Regions from separate parts of the Homo sapiens genome. Here region 1 is linked to region 2. A link is an interaction called in ENCODE POLR2A ChIA-PET data of the cell type or tissue named here. Cell type or tissue: PC-9. All regions are shown on one strand. Links, peaks and the distances in the headings refer to the core of each region. The heading gives the core; the rest is flanking DNA.

What was found. Peaks named below come from ENCODE experiments on the same cell type or tissue, not always from the same donor. Only the 100,000 strongest peaks of a DNase experiment are listed, where the experiment ranks them.
Region 1: POLR2A ChIA-PET joins it to region 2 with 42 read pairs; 2 of 35 experiments call an interaction of 5 or more read pairs at or near these places.

The regions. Positions count from the first base shown.
Region 1 is chr1:178,327,182-178,334,703 of GRCh38, forward strand. All of the region lies in intron 3 of RASAL2 (RAS protein activator like 2), which reads left to right. All of the region lies in intron 2 of LOC105371629 (a long non-coding RNA gene), which reads right to left. Among named protein-coding and RNA genes, the nearest start is that of CLEC20A, 170 kb to the right of the region's middle. In PC-9, for the core only: no CTCF peak of the experiment used is centred there; a DNase peak (open chromatin) is centred at 3,220.
Region 2 is chr1:178,459,310-178,466,831 of GRCh38, forward strand. RASAL2 (RAS protein activator like 2) reads left to right here. Exons shown (of 18, transcript NM_170692.4): 15 at 4,969-5,103; 16 at 6,611-6,813. Among named protein-coding and RNA genes, the nearest start is that of CLEC20A, 34 kb to the right of the region's middle. In PC-9, for the core only: no CTCF peak of the experiment used is centred there; no DNase peak of the experiment used is centred there.

The DNA.
Region 1 (7,522 bases), core at 1,768-4,267, 130 kb before region 2:
TTAAGTAGCTTTTTAAAACTATAGTATTTCCTAATATTCATTTAGATTATAAGTAACATTCTTCAGGCTATAAAGTATTTTTAAATTAGAATCTTAGATAACAGAAAATTATTAATTTACCAGGGAGAATATAATTAATAAAATACAGTTTATTTTATTTTTATTTTATTTATTTATATTTCGAGAAAGGGTCTTACTCTGTCACCCAGGCTGGAGTGCAGTGGCATGATCTTGGCTCACTGCAGCCTCAACCTCTTGAGTTCAAGCAATCCTCCCACTTCAGCCTCCTGAGTAGCTGGGACTACAGGCACATACCATCACACCTAGCTAATAATTTTTTGTGTTTTTTTAATAGAGACAGTATTTCTCCACATTACCCAGGCTAGTCTCAAATTCCTGGGCTCAAGCAATCTACCTGCATCAGCCTTCCAAAGTTCTGGGATTACAGACATGAGCCACTGTGCCCAGCCACAGTTCATTGTTGAATCAGAAAGCATAATTGGCAGAAAGACAACCTTGTTAGTTCTTGTACCTAGAAAAACAGTATAGAAATGGCCAGTCCCAAGAATGACCTTATTTAGAGAAAAGGTCTTTGTAGGTATAATTAAAAATCTCAAGATAAGAACATCCTGGATATCTAGGTGGGTCCTAATCCAATGACAAATTTCCTCATAAGAGACAGAAAAAGGGAAGACATAGACATGGAGGAGAAGGCCTTGTGAAGACAGAGACAATGATTGGAGTAAAGCAGACACAAGCCAGGGAATGCCAGGAGCCACCAGAAATAGGAAGAGGCAAGCAGGTCTTCTCCCCTGCAGACTTCCAAGGAAGGGTGGCTCTGCCTATGCCTTGATTTTGGACTTCTGACTTCCAGAAAATTATGAGAGCATAAATTTCCTTTGTTTTTTAAGTTACTCTGTTTGTGGTAATTTCTTATGGTAGCACTAGGGAAATGATACATCTGGTTATTTTTTCTGCTATACAGACTATCTCATCTCCTATCACGTTTTTGGTGTACAGTACCATGAATCTGCTCTTTTTAATTGTGAGTCTCTTATTCCTATTTCTTTTTAAATTTTTTTTATTTTTAATTTGTATGGGTACATAGTAGGTGTATATATTTATGGGGTACATGAGATATTTTGATACAGGCATATAATGTGTAATAATCACATCAGGGTAAGTGGTATCTATCACCTCAAGCATTAATCATTTCTTTGTATTATGAATATTCCAATCGTTATTCTAAAAGGTACAACAAATTGTTGCTGACTGTAGTTACTTTGTTGTGCTATCAAATATTAGATCTTACTTATTCTGTAATTCTTATTTCTTAGTATCACCAATTGCCATCTCAAATTCATCTCTTTATGTTTTTAGAATAAAAATAAAGAATAGTTATAAATGTAAAGAAACAATAAGTGATGTAACTAGGTAGACATAATGATGACAAAACAGTGACAATGTTAAGTTCTGGATATATATTATCTCATTTATTCCTGGCAGTAGTCCTGTGAAACAAGTATTATTAGTACCCTTATTTTATAGAGAAGAGTACTGATGCCAAATAAGTGGCAGAACCAGAATTCAAACCCAGGTCTGTATGACTTTAAATCCACCTTACCATGGTATTTTCCTACTGCTTTATACAAATCACAATTACCAGTAGGGTATTTCGGGTTATGAGTGACTTATAAATACTAACAGGCAGCTGTGAGACCTTGTCTCTCTTCTCTTCCTCTCCCCAGCTATATTTGTTCCCTGATTCAGAGCCCCGCAGAGTGATTGACTTAGCAAATTGCCTAACCTAGGGAGTACAGCCTTTCATTCCTCAAATATATATTTTTTAATTCCTATTATGTGCCACACACTGTTCTGGCCTGTTGAACAAAGCATTCAAAAATAGCCGGCAGTACAGTTAAAAGCCTCTGCCTTCAGGGAACTTACATTCTGGTGGGACTAGACTGGCAAAGCAAACACCTTTACAATATACCGCATGGTGATAAATGCAATGGAGAAAAAAGGTAAGGTAAAAGATGTAGGGAGTGCTGTGGGTGGAGAAGGAAGCAAAGGAATGTTACTTTTATATGAGATCATCAGAGAAGACCTCACTGATTAAGGAACATTTGGTGAAGATCTGAAAGAAAATGTCCCAGAACTGACATTTGAGTTCCTTGAATTTCCAGTTTAATAGGCCTGTGAATTTCCAATTTAATAGGCCTGTGAAGTGCTCAGCATTGTAAATAAATACAACCCCCTTGAAGGCACATCTTCAGGAAATTTCAGAACATCCACAATGGGAGAGACCCTTCTAAAAGTTTTCAGGGATTTAAAGCAGAAACAAAAAATACTCTCTAAAGGATTTGAATGAGAGCAGCATCTGACTTCTTGATAGTAATATTAGAGGCTGAGACGCTGGAGCAGTGCCCTTAAAATTCCAAGTGAACGTGATGTCTAAATATCATTCCAAGTGAACATGATGTCTAAACTGAAATTATATTCCAAGCTAATGTATCTGTCAAGTATAAGAAGGGGTAAATTAAGGACCCAGACTGAAGTTCCAGCTATTCAGGAGGATCGCTTAAGCCCAGGAATTGGGGGTTGCAGTGAACTATGATCACACCACTGTGCTCCAGCCTGGGTGACAGAGCGAGATCCTGTCTCTTAAAAAAAAAAGGACAAGAGAAAGACAAAGGTTATCCCCAGAATCTTGGTGAAAGGAAGTCTCTGGATGGCAGCTATGTAGCTGACTGAGTGAGCATCCAGTCCAAACTGGGGTAAAAGGATGGAAGGCTCTGGTATATATTAGTATTATAAGTTAATAATAAGTATACATTCAGTAAATTTTGGTTAATTATATTGTTGACTAAGTTGCTTTAATCAGAGCCATTAGTAGGGGTAGGGGGAAGGATAAATATTATTGAATGCTCAAGTTAAGGCACTAGTTTATTACAGTTCCACTGTGTTACAGCAGTGTTATCAGATGACTAGTAAGACCTGCACAAATCTTTTCTCAAAATTGTTTGATTCGATAAATTTGGAAGATTGGGCTAATGCTAGATCATAATATGAGTAACATAAGTAATGTATTATTTTGTCTTAATGGTTCTGCTTGTAATATATATCTAAGATTCTGCAAGCTACTGTCCTGCATACCTGAGAAATTATTTCACTAAAGTATTCTATTTATATCTCTCCTTGGGTGATTTATGATGTCTGCATTTTTTTACCAAGGTGTCTATGATTACAACATAGAGTATGTAGTGTCTTATTTCTAATACATATTCTCTGTGGATGGAACAAAAGACTGAACAGTGAACAGTACTCTTGGTAAAGTGGAGTTCTTTTTGACAAAGTTATAGACTTTTTCACATAATTGTAGTTGCAGTGGGCTGTAGTCTGGGTCATGAAATAACAGATTAAAAATGTTCTCTGGTAAAAGAATTAAACATTTCTGTAAATGGAAGGAAAAGAAAAAGATTTCAGAGAGTCTGATCAATAATAGCTTGTGGGTCCTAGTGAGTGGAGCAGTGTATAAAGAGGTAAGGTTTTTGAGGGAAAAAAATACTATGTCAAATGGGGGGTGAATGATAAAAATCGCTCTCATTTTCCTTTTTTTCACCTTTCATCTTCATTTATGGAATTTCTATACAATAAATATGTTTGGCATTTAATAACAGTGCCTCTCCCCCGGAATACTGTTTTTATTTTATCTTACTTAACAAAATATTATGTAGTGGTTTGTGCCAAGTACTGTTCTAAGCACTTTGCAAATATTTATTCACATAACCCTATAAGGTGGGTACTGTTATTATGCCTCTTTGTTTGTTTGCCAGCAATTAATGAAACTGAGACAGTGCTTGTCCAAGACACCATAAGTAGTAAATGGCATAGCTGGAATTTGGCCCTAAAGTCAGTCCTCTTAACCACTGTGCTCTTCTGTCTGCTAATGTAGTACCTTAGAAGTGGTGAGCAAAAGAGGCAGAGTTCTGTTTTATTTTTTATTTTTGTTTTTTAAGACGGGGTTTTGCTCTGTCACCCAGGCCAAGATACAGTGCTGCAAACTGCAGCCTCAACCTCCTAGGCTCAAGCAAATCCACCCGCCTCAGCCTCCTGAGTAGCTGGGAGCACAGGTGCGCAGCACCACACGTGACTAAGAGGCAGCGTTCTATACTCCCGTGTCCTATGACATTGTCAGTGGTTGAATCCCTATGCCCTTATAAAAATAAATTTATTTGTCAAGTTGTCTATTTTACTGTTATTTAGTGGAGGAAAAATGTGTAGTAATCTATTTAAAAACATAAAAAGAGACTATATGGGGTTTTTGTTGCTATTAGCAATCATAGGACAAACTGTGATGAGTGAAATAATCATGTTTCTTAGAGATGTAACTTCATGCATCTTTTTTTTTTTTTTTTTTTTTGAGACAGATTCTCGCACTGTCATCCAGGCTGGCATGCAGTGGCGTGATCTCGGCTCACTGCAACCTCCGCCTCCTGGGTTCAAGTGATTCTCTTGCCTCAGCCTCCCGAATAGCTAGGATTATGGGCGCCCACCACCACGCCTGGCTAATTTTTTTGTACTTTTAGTAAAGACGGGGTTTCACTATGTTGGCCAGCCTGGTCTCAAACTCCTGACCTCATGATCCGCCTGCCTCGGCCTCCCAAAGTGCTGGGATTACAGGCATGAGCCACCATGCCCAGCCACTTCATGCATCATTTAAAGAATTTCAATACAAAGAACATTTTTGGCATTTAATAGCATTCAATAAATATTGAGTTCAGTTAAATGTCAAAAAGAGTGTACAATATACTTTCAGCATTATTCAATTGATTATATTCTCATTAATTTCAGTTTACATGTATAGATATGTAAAATTTAAAACGTGTCATAAAAATTTTAGTAAATTTTAAATGTTTTTTGGATTATGATTTTAATTATGCAATAAATGATGGTATAGGATAAAGCATAGCCCACTAGTAATAGAATTTTTCTAATTCAAGCCTAGATTTTCTCTACAGAAAAACCTATGTTCTCGGCCGGGCACAGTGACTCACGCCTGTAATCCTAGCACTTTGGGAGGCCGAGGCGGGCAGATCACCTGAGGGTCAGGAGTTCAAGACCAGCCTGGCCAACATGGTAAAACCTCGTCTCTACTAAAATCACACAAAAAAATTAGCCAGGGGTGGTGGCAGGCACTTGTATCCCAGCTACTCAGGAGGCTGAGGCAGGACAATCGCTTGAACCCGGGAGGCAGAAGTTGCAGTGAGCCGAGATTGCACCACTGCACTCCAGCCTAGGCAATAAAGAACAACAAAACAAAACAAAAAACCTGTATTCTCAAAATCAATGTTGTGGCCTGACACTTTGCCAGTCAGATGGAAACCATTCTTTATTTCCTTGTATGAGGGAGAAAAAATTGTCTCCAATTCTTTTTTTTTTTTTTTTGAGACGGAGTCTCACTCTGCCGCCCAGGCTGGAGTGCGGTGGCGCGATCTTGGCTCACTGCAAGCTCCACCTCCCGGGTTCACGCCATTCTCCTGCCTCAGCCTCCCAAATAGCTGGGACTACAGGTGCCCGCCACCACGCCCAGCTAATTCTTTTTTGTATTTTTAGTAGAGACGGGGTTTCACCGTGGTCTCGATCTCCTGACCTCGTGATCTGCCTGCCTCAGCCTCCCAAAGTGCTGGGATTACAGGCGTGAGCCACTGCGCCTGGCCAAATTGTCTCCAATTCTTATACAAAGATATTCCTGTCTAATTTCTCTGTGTGGCCTTGAGAAATGTAATAGTGGCTGTTTGAATCTGCCTTTAGTCACTAATGAATATTTCCTTATCAGATTTATTTATTTATTAATTTTTTTTTGAGACGGAGTCTCGCTCTATCGCCCAGGCTGGAGTGCAGTGGCACGATCTGGGCTCACTGCAAGCTCCGCCTCCCGGGTTCACGCCATTCTCCTGCCTCAGCCTCCCGAGTAGCTGGGACTACAGGCGCCCGCCACCGCTCCCGGCTAATTTTTTGTATTTTTAGTAGAGATGGGGTTTCACGTGTTAGCCAGGATGGTCTCGATCTCCTGACCTTGTGACCCGCCCGTCTCGGCCTCCCAAAGTGCTGGGATTACAGGCGTAAGCCACCGCGCCCGGCCAGATTTATTAATATCTCTTTTATTCTCTGAATTTTGTCATCCATAAAATATCCCTCAAATATTAGACTTTACTGAGGTGAAGCTATTTTTCACCTATTTTTGTTTTTTGTCAATATGACATTTTAACCCATTTATGCCTAGTGTTCCATTATTGGAACACTAAACTTTTGGGAGTTATTTATATCCTATTGCTCAAGGTCATCACCAAAGTCTGATTTTTTTGCAAAACAAAAAAATTGCAACCTCTGGCATAAATGGGTTAAGACCAGCATGTTAGATACATTATTTAGTTTTAAATGAGTTCAAAAACCCAAGCCATATGCTGAGTTTACTTTACCCATGGGGCACATTTACCTGTTGATAGTAACTACTGTTGAAGATAAGTTACAAAATAGTGTATAATCATAATAGTAAATAATCATAATTCTTGACTATACTAAAAAACAAATTATCTTTTCTTAGAATTACTTCTCTACTCACTGAAACAAACTTCTCCTAGAGGATTTTTCAGTTTTTCATTAGTAGTAATTTATTTTGTCTGTAGTTTCAGCAGTAATAAATTTAGATATCATGTTTTATTGCCAAGAGAAAATATGTTAACCCTTGTGGTAGACAGAAAAACTTGGCTTGTTTTTAAAGCAACAGTAAATCAGTCTTTGAATGTAGTATTTGTGTTTTTGAACTACATTGTGTTTTCTTTGTGGGATCATTGTTTTGGAATTGATCATGAATTGATTATAGGCCTTGCGTAATTCCATGCTTTTTATAACATTGCTTTTGCCTTTTCTGGGTATAATACCTAATTCATTTCTTATCGTGTTGAATTTTTTTAATACTAGTAATAATTTTTTACTGCATGTGCAGAAATTTAGAGGGAATTTTTAACCTCTTGAAAGTTATTTTTCTTATTTAATGAGATTTTCAAAAACTAAAAATGATTATTTATTGGTTTGTTTCTCATGTCCACAATGTTTTATACTTGGTAAAAAATCATTCATTTATTGCAACTTTTTTTTCTTTTTTTTTTTTGAGATGGAGTTTTGCTCTTGTCACCCAGGCCGGAGTGCAGTGGCACTATCTCGGGTCACTGCAACCTCCACCTCCTGGGTTCAAGCCATTCTCCTGCCTCAGCCTCCCAAGTAGCTGGGATTACAGGCATGCGCCACCACGCCTTGCTAATTTTTGTATTTTTAATAGATAGAATCAGGGGTTCACCATGTTGGCCAGGCTGGTCTCGAACTCCTGACCTCAGGTGATCTGCCTGCCTCAGCCTCCCAGAGTGCTGGGATTACAGGCATGAGCCACTGCACCCGGCCACAACTTTTAAAAGATAAAAAAATGCATGTCATTACATAGGAACTTTAAAAAATAATCTTT
Region 2 (7,522 bases), core at 4,204-6,703:
AACAAACTACTGTTAAATATATAATATACACATTCATATAATTTTTCATGTATATAATATATATCTTTATATATCTTTCATCTAAAAAGATTTTTCTCCTAAAAAAGCATTGTATTAGTTGAATTTTTTTTGAAACCTAATGATAGTACTAAAAAACTTGAGATTAAAAGAGTTCTATGACAAATCCTTTTATGCAGCAAAATAACTGGGCAGGGAGACTGCAATAAAATCCTAGTTTGTATCTGTTATATATTTGCATTTTTACAGTTTAGGCACTTACCTATATGGCTGCCTCTGCCTCCAGTCTGCTATGATCAGAGCCCCTTGCACCTACTTTGATTTTTTAATTGGATTATTTATAGAATCCTTGGATACAGAAATAGAAGAAGGGATGAAAAGCATGACTAACTTAAGCTGTTTCTGGAAGCAGACTTCCTGGGCTAAACCTCCTAGTTGGTCATTTTTTACTGAGTAATAAAGTTTTTCTACAGTCTTAAATTTTTCATTTTTATTTTGTTATATTTCCCAAAATTTTACCAAATCATTTGATTTAGTAAGCATTTTTATTTGAAGAAAAGGAAAAATAGATATCTTTTATATGTATCATATGTATTTTTTATATATAAATGTGTATGTGTATATAAGCATAAAATGTATGTGTTAGAAGGCTATCAGTCATTCCTACCTTATTGTGAAGTAGTTTCCTCACATCACTTTTGTGCTAGATTCTAGTTGCGATCAACTACTTTCAGAGAATTAAGATGTTTATTGGGAGGAGAAAGGAAAAAATACATAATTTTAGAAATCAGAATACTGTGTAGAAGCAAATATCTACTCAGGGACTTAGGGCAGCACAAGGGCACTGAAGATAAAATAGGATTAGCGAAGAGCATGAGATCTGGCAGAGAGGGACAGGACAGGGAAAGTGTCCTCCACCTGCTTTTCAAAAGTGTACTTAGGCCCAGCCCTGTACAGAAAAGGAAAATAAAGATTCTTTTTTTTTTCTTTTGCTTACCCTTTCCTTCTGTATCATGGAGGGCCTATGACTCAGGCTGGTTGTTTATTAATATTATAAATTAAATAGCCTTTTTTGTGCTCATCTGGAACCAGTTGTCATTTATAACATTTTTTCTTTAGGAAAATACAATACCTATCGCATAAGCACATAATACATGTTTCTGTGGGTTATGATTAGAGGGCTGCCTGGATGGATGGGAGGTAGGAAATGCATACAGTCTCCAAACAACCAATATAAAAATTAGTTTTTGTGTCACAGCCATTAATGAGTCACCAAATATATTTTTTGGCATGAAGTGGGGTACAGGCACAGTGAGATGTCCAGGTACAGCTTTGAATATTAATCTTTGTTTATACTTTTGCTGGTACTGCCACTGTCCTATCAGTTGAAGCATAAATCACCGTATTTTGATTGCTCAAGTTTCTTTTTTTTTTCCTACACTGGCTTTTGGTTCATTGTTTTGAACTTACATTGTTAGTTTTTTATTTTTATTTTTATTTTTTTGAAACAGAGTCTTGCTCTGTCGCCTAGGCTGGAGTGCAGTGGCACGATCTCGGCTCACTGTAACTTCCGCCTCCCAGGTTCAAGCAGTTCTCCTGTCTCAGCCTCCTGAGTAGCTGGGATTACAGATGCCCACCACCACGCCTGGCTAATTTTTGTATTTTTAGTAGAGGTGGGGTTTCATCATGTTGGCCAGGTTGGTCTTGAACTCCTGACCTCAAGTGATCCACCTGCCTCGGCCTCCCAAAGTGCTTTGATTACAGGAGTGAGCCACCGTGCCTGGCCTAGTTTTTTATTTCTTATCTGTTTCTTGCTTGCTTTGTTCATCTCACTCCCATGAAGCCTCTGAAGTTCTATATAATCAGCACATTTTTAAGGCAAATTCCTTTACATATTTTAATTGCAAATTGTGTTGGGGAATTCTCTCCCAGAAACTAGAGGATTTCTTTGTGGGGATTGTTCTGTAGGCGGCTGTAATTATCAGTAGCTTTGTCCCATGCAAATTCCATTTATATCTTAGCACAAAGTAGTGGCCATTGTCTGCAGAGTAACTGGCTTCAGTCTTCTACGTCTAATGAGTAGGAAGGAAATAAAATCCTGGTGAAAAAATTCACAGATAAATTTTTTTTCAAGAAACTCTCTTAATTTTTTAACCCATTTCAGCCTCTGTTTGTATTGCTTTTTTCTTATTTTCCTCTCTATTTTGTTTTTCATGTATCATCTACTTCGTACAAACAGTAGACTTTATATATATGAGTTGTTCAGATTTATCATGTACTCTAATCTTAGAAATTTGAATTTGAAGAGACCTTTTAAAATAGATAATTGACAAGCCTGTTAATATGATGCTGCAGTTTTCACATTTAGATTTGTTGAACTGTCTCTTAACCAACCTCTTCAAGAACTCCCAAAGTTTGTGGATTAATTTATTCGGCCCTTTCTTTGGTGTTGATAGCAGAAGGGTTATTCATTTATGGGAATCCGACTATTTCACACTATGAAGCTGAAACCAATTGGTCTTGTTTATGTCTAGTAAATACTAGCAAGGAACGAGGAACTGGCCTCAGCATAGCCAGGCTATGATTAATTGTAGTATCAGTGAAACTGCTGCATCAGGCTCTTTTGCCCTAAAGCGTTACTGTTTTTCCAGGGAAACCCTATACAGCTTTATCTCAAAGGGAAGATATTCCTAATGGGAATTCCTGCTCCTTTTTCTTTTTGTCTTTTTCATTATCTTTGATGATCATGTTGAAAGTCAGTGGATATAAATTCTCTTTCTAAGGCCATTCCTAAGCAAGATGGAATCTGAACCACTTACTAACCTCCTCCCTCAATTTTTTGGACTATAAACTAGAGATATTTTTTGCTATTTATCCAGCTTATAAGGAGATGGAACAATCATTGAAAAGAAGCCTTTGGTGCCCTTCCAAAGGATTAGGGGAAAAACATAGAATATTCTCTAAGTAATAAATTATATTTTAGTAATGAATTCTAAAGATAATCCAGAATAATAAATGAATAATATTTTATTGAGCATCTGTTGTGTATTTAACTAGTCAGTATCATTTAAAAGAACTGTATGATATGATGCCCATTAGATTGACTAATTGGAAAATAAGAGCAACGCTTATAAGACCAAGAATATATAAAAGATAGTATATAGTTTTTTCATTTGAAGAACATACTACAACAAAAAAATTCATGAAACAAAAATCACCTCTGTTTCCTTTCAATCTAGCACAATAACTATTTTTTATTTATTCTATATTTCTAGCCTTTTTACAATTTTGTGAAGGCTTTATCATTAATAGAAGGAATAGTTAGGATTGATCTATTTTGTCACTTTTATTTTTATTATTTTGACCACCTACTGTATGCCAAGCAAAGTGCTAGGATATATTAGGAAGTGGCTGAAAATAAGATTTGACCAACAAAATAGTAGAAATTTCTAGAAGTTCATTCACAATTGCTTAGTGTGTACGGGTCTATTTATATAAACTATGCACATCCATCCTCAGGCATGAAGCTATTTTTATTGATATATAACTATAATCTGTAAATCGACTAAACCAGATCTTTCTTCACACCTTTAAGAAATGTCCCTATGTTACTTTTGCATGTGTAAGTTTTAAAGTCTCTCCCAACCCATCTCTGATAGCCTTTTAGTCTCTGCAATCAGTTTTTTAATCTGGTCTTCCTCACTCTCCAGTTCATCAAAATACCCCTTCTTTTAAAATATTTATTTAGAGTTTAACTGAGTTCTATTTCAGAATGGTATAAAGATCCTTAAGATGTAATGGCTGTGATAGGGGAGAAAATGCCCTTCAATTATGAAATTATGGAATTCTGGTCCTTAAAATACAAATCCCTCTATTTAATTATAAAAGGCTAACTCACATGCCAAGTTTTGTACTCTCTCTTTAGCTTACTCTCTCTCTCTGAGGCAGGACAGAGGGGAAAAAAATTGTGTGTTTCCATCATTGTTTGTGGAGAAAGCACTAATGTTCAATAGCCTAATATAAATTGTAATATCTAATGCTAGTTTTTGAAACATAAATATTGTAATGACTGACACCTAACCTCTCTGTAGCACTCTGAAGTTTCCAAAGAATTTTCAAATATATTGTCTTATCCTCACAGCTCCCTATGAGATGATCAAGATAGGTGGTGGTGACAGTGTTGGTATGTCTATTCAGTAGATTAGGAAAATAGACTACCCAGTATCCATCATTTTGATCCTGTATTCAAGAAATTTTCCAGTATAAGGACCCTTGAGTGATCTTAATCCATCATGAAGTCAGTGTTCTGTAAAGATAACCAGCATCACTTGTCCTTCTTTTTCTCTAAATCAATAATATGAAAACTAAATAGACTGGTGCAAAAGTAATTGCAGGTTTTGCCATTTAACCCACAATTACTTTTGCACCAACCTAGTATTTGCCATTCTGATATATAAATGGGCACTTTGTGAGTTTGTTTAGCACTAATCAGTTTTTTGGTTTCTGATTGTGTCTGGGCTAAACAGATATTTTGACCATCAGGTTATGCTTTCTTTCTCTTATTTAATCATCAAATAGACTTTTATGGCATAAAAGACTTTTATGGCAGAGGTCATTTATTAATTTCAGCAGGCAATTTGTTACCTACCAGTATTTGGACCACTGGGCAAATTAACAATTTTAAGGCTTTGACTTTCTTTAGAGGGAGAATAAGGATGCCTCTTGGATATGATATATGCAACTTTCTATTCAGAATAGTTTGCACTTATACAAATGTATATTCTCTTTCCCCACCCCTAGCCTTGGCATTAGTAAAATAATACTTAAAGCTAAGAGCATTTATTAGAAAACTGAGAGATCACAGTTAATGTCTTCCAAGAATAGCTGTTTGTGAAACATAGCACACGGGTGAGCTGTTAGGGGAAATGCTAATAACTGTTTCTGATGCAGGTTCAGTCACCTGTGGACTCTGCCACAATGTCCCCAGTAGAGAGGACAGCAGCCTGGGTTCTGAACAATGGGCAGTATGAAGAGGATGTGGAAGAAACTGAGCAAAATCTAGATGAAGCCAAGCATGCTGAGAAGGTAGAACCTAGTCTGCTTCATCAACTTTCTGATCCCAAAATGACAGGCCACTAAAAAGGTTATCTAGCTAAGAACATAAACTCATCCCACCCCCATCTTCACCTCTACCCCTTATGTTAATCATCCTATACATATCTATGTAAAATAGGTCAGTGGTGTGTGTGTGTGTGTGTGTGTGTGTGTGTGTGAATATACATGGAAAATGTTCATCTTGCTAGGGGGTGGCAGTTAGCTACTATTTTTTTTAATGTAGATGCCTTAATCTAGAGGACACTCTACTATTCATTTCTAGTCATTTTAGGTAAATATTTCATGTTTCTGTGTTTCCATAAACTTGTTGGTCTTCACCCAAGGACAAAATTACCCTAGGGCAAGACTTTTTGTTTATCTTGGTAACAATTAGGTTTTGGTTTTAGTTGTTTTTTTTTTTTTTTTTTTTTTTTTGCCTTTTCTGGATAAAGAATGTATAGCTCTATAAATGACTGTTAAAAGGATATTATCTATTGTTTAGATTTTGTTTTTTTGTTTTTTAAGGAAAAGTTGACAAGGGGTAAAAGGGTTATCAAACAAGAACCTTGTCATCATATATAGCATTATATTATTTAATTGACAACCAGACAATTAGCTTCTTTTTATCAGCATGATATTCCAGTGTACTCAAACCCCAGCCACAGCAACTACAGTACAGGAAAGGGCCATGTAACTAATTGAGTCACTGAATTTATGTAAAGCTCCTTAGAACACAAACATGTATGTTCCAGCAAGCAGTACAAAATTGGGCAGGTGAGTCATATTACAAAAATGGGCAAAGAAGCAATATTAATTGGCCCTAGAGAACATGTAGGCCTTTGTTTAGTGCTTGTGACTGGAATACTTTACACTTTTATAGTTGGGGAAAAAGCAGCAATAACCTCTGCCATGAAAGTCTTATTGATTCATGGGCTTAACATTATAGAAATGTTGCTTGTTCTCTGTAGGGCTGATTCTAGTAGAACAAAGGAATGGCAGTCTGATGAGCTAAGACACATCAGAGATCCTACAGTGCAGATGATGACACAGAATCTTTTTCTCTTATAGACAACTGACTTTTGGCTTATTTTAAGTGATTTGTCAGACTTTTAAGTACTTCATCTGGTTTTTTTTTCCCCCTTTCATTTGATACCATCACAGATTGGATGTGGCTTATAGCAATGGTAGCCTAGTGTAGAGAGAGATACATATATATGTAGAATTTGGAATGCCAAGTTAAGATTTAAAATGTAATTTTAGTAAGGAAGGCAATGCTCCATTAACATTTATGCCAGTTGATAATTATAAAGAATATTAAGAACAGTATAGGGAATGACAGCACAGCCAGCATCTAGCTACACTGCTTAGGGTTTCTTTTGTTAAAAAAAAGAAAAAAGAAAAAGAAAAAAAGAAAGAAAGAGAAAGAAAGAAAAGTAAATCACTGATTTCTAAAAGCAATGTGACTCTAGTTTTTGTCTCCTTGCCTCCTCTGCCCTAGTATGAACAAGAAATTACTAAACTGAAGGAGCGCCTGAGAGTTTCCAGCCGGCGACTGGAGGAATATGAACGCCGCTTGCTGGTGCAGGAGCAGCAGATGCAGAAGCTGCTGCTGGAATACAAGGCCCGACTGGAGGACAGCGAGGAGCGGCTCCGAAGACAGCAGGAAGAAAAAGATAGCCAGATGAAAAGCATCATCAGCAGGTTAGACATCACCTGGCAGCAGATGTGGGCTAGTTAGCAAGACAAAGAATTGAGATGATCCACAGAACCCTGAAGGAATGGCAGCAAAAGCCATTTTTATCCTTGTGGTACTGAGTACAAATGTGATAATTGACTGTATCTCTTAAAATATCCTAAATATGAGACCTTGGGCACTTCCTATGAAGATAATCTGTTTTTCTTTAACCATAACAATTAGAAAAAATTAAAACTTGGTGGTTTACTTGAGAAATCTTAGAGGAGAACTCGGTTTTAAAAATGTAAATATCCAATGCCCAAGACTAAATTAATCTTTCAAAATAAGTCCAGAAACATGGAAAGGAATTTTATGGAATATCTTTAGGGCCAGAGGACCTCTTTTGAGAGTGCTGCAGATGCCAAGGGAGAAAAAGGGAGGGTCAGTTTTACCAAACACTTGTATAGCACTCGACATGGGACACACACCTTTCTAAGCACTTTACACATAATAGTTTGTTTAATCTTTATCACAGCCTCCACCTACGCATTATTATTCTCATTTTACAAATAAACAGGCAACAAATTCATTAAGTCACTTGCCCAAGGTCACATAGTGATGCACCAGGATTTGAATCCCGGACTCCAGATTCCATGCTCATAACCTCTATGCCTCAATATTTGTAAAATGCTATGGACAGGTCAAGTAAACAGAACTGTTTGTTGTTTTAATAGT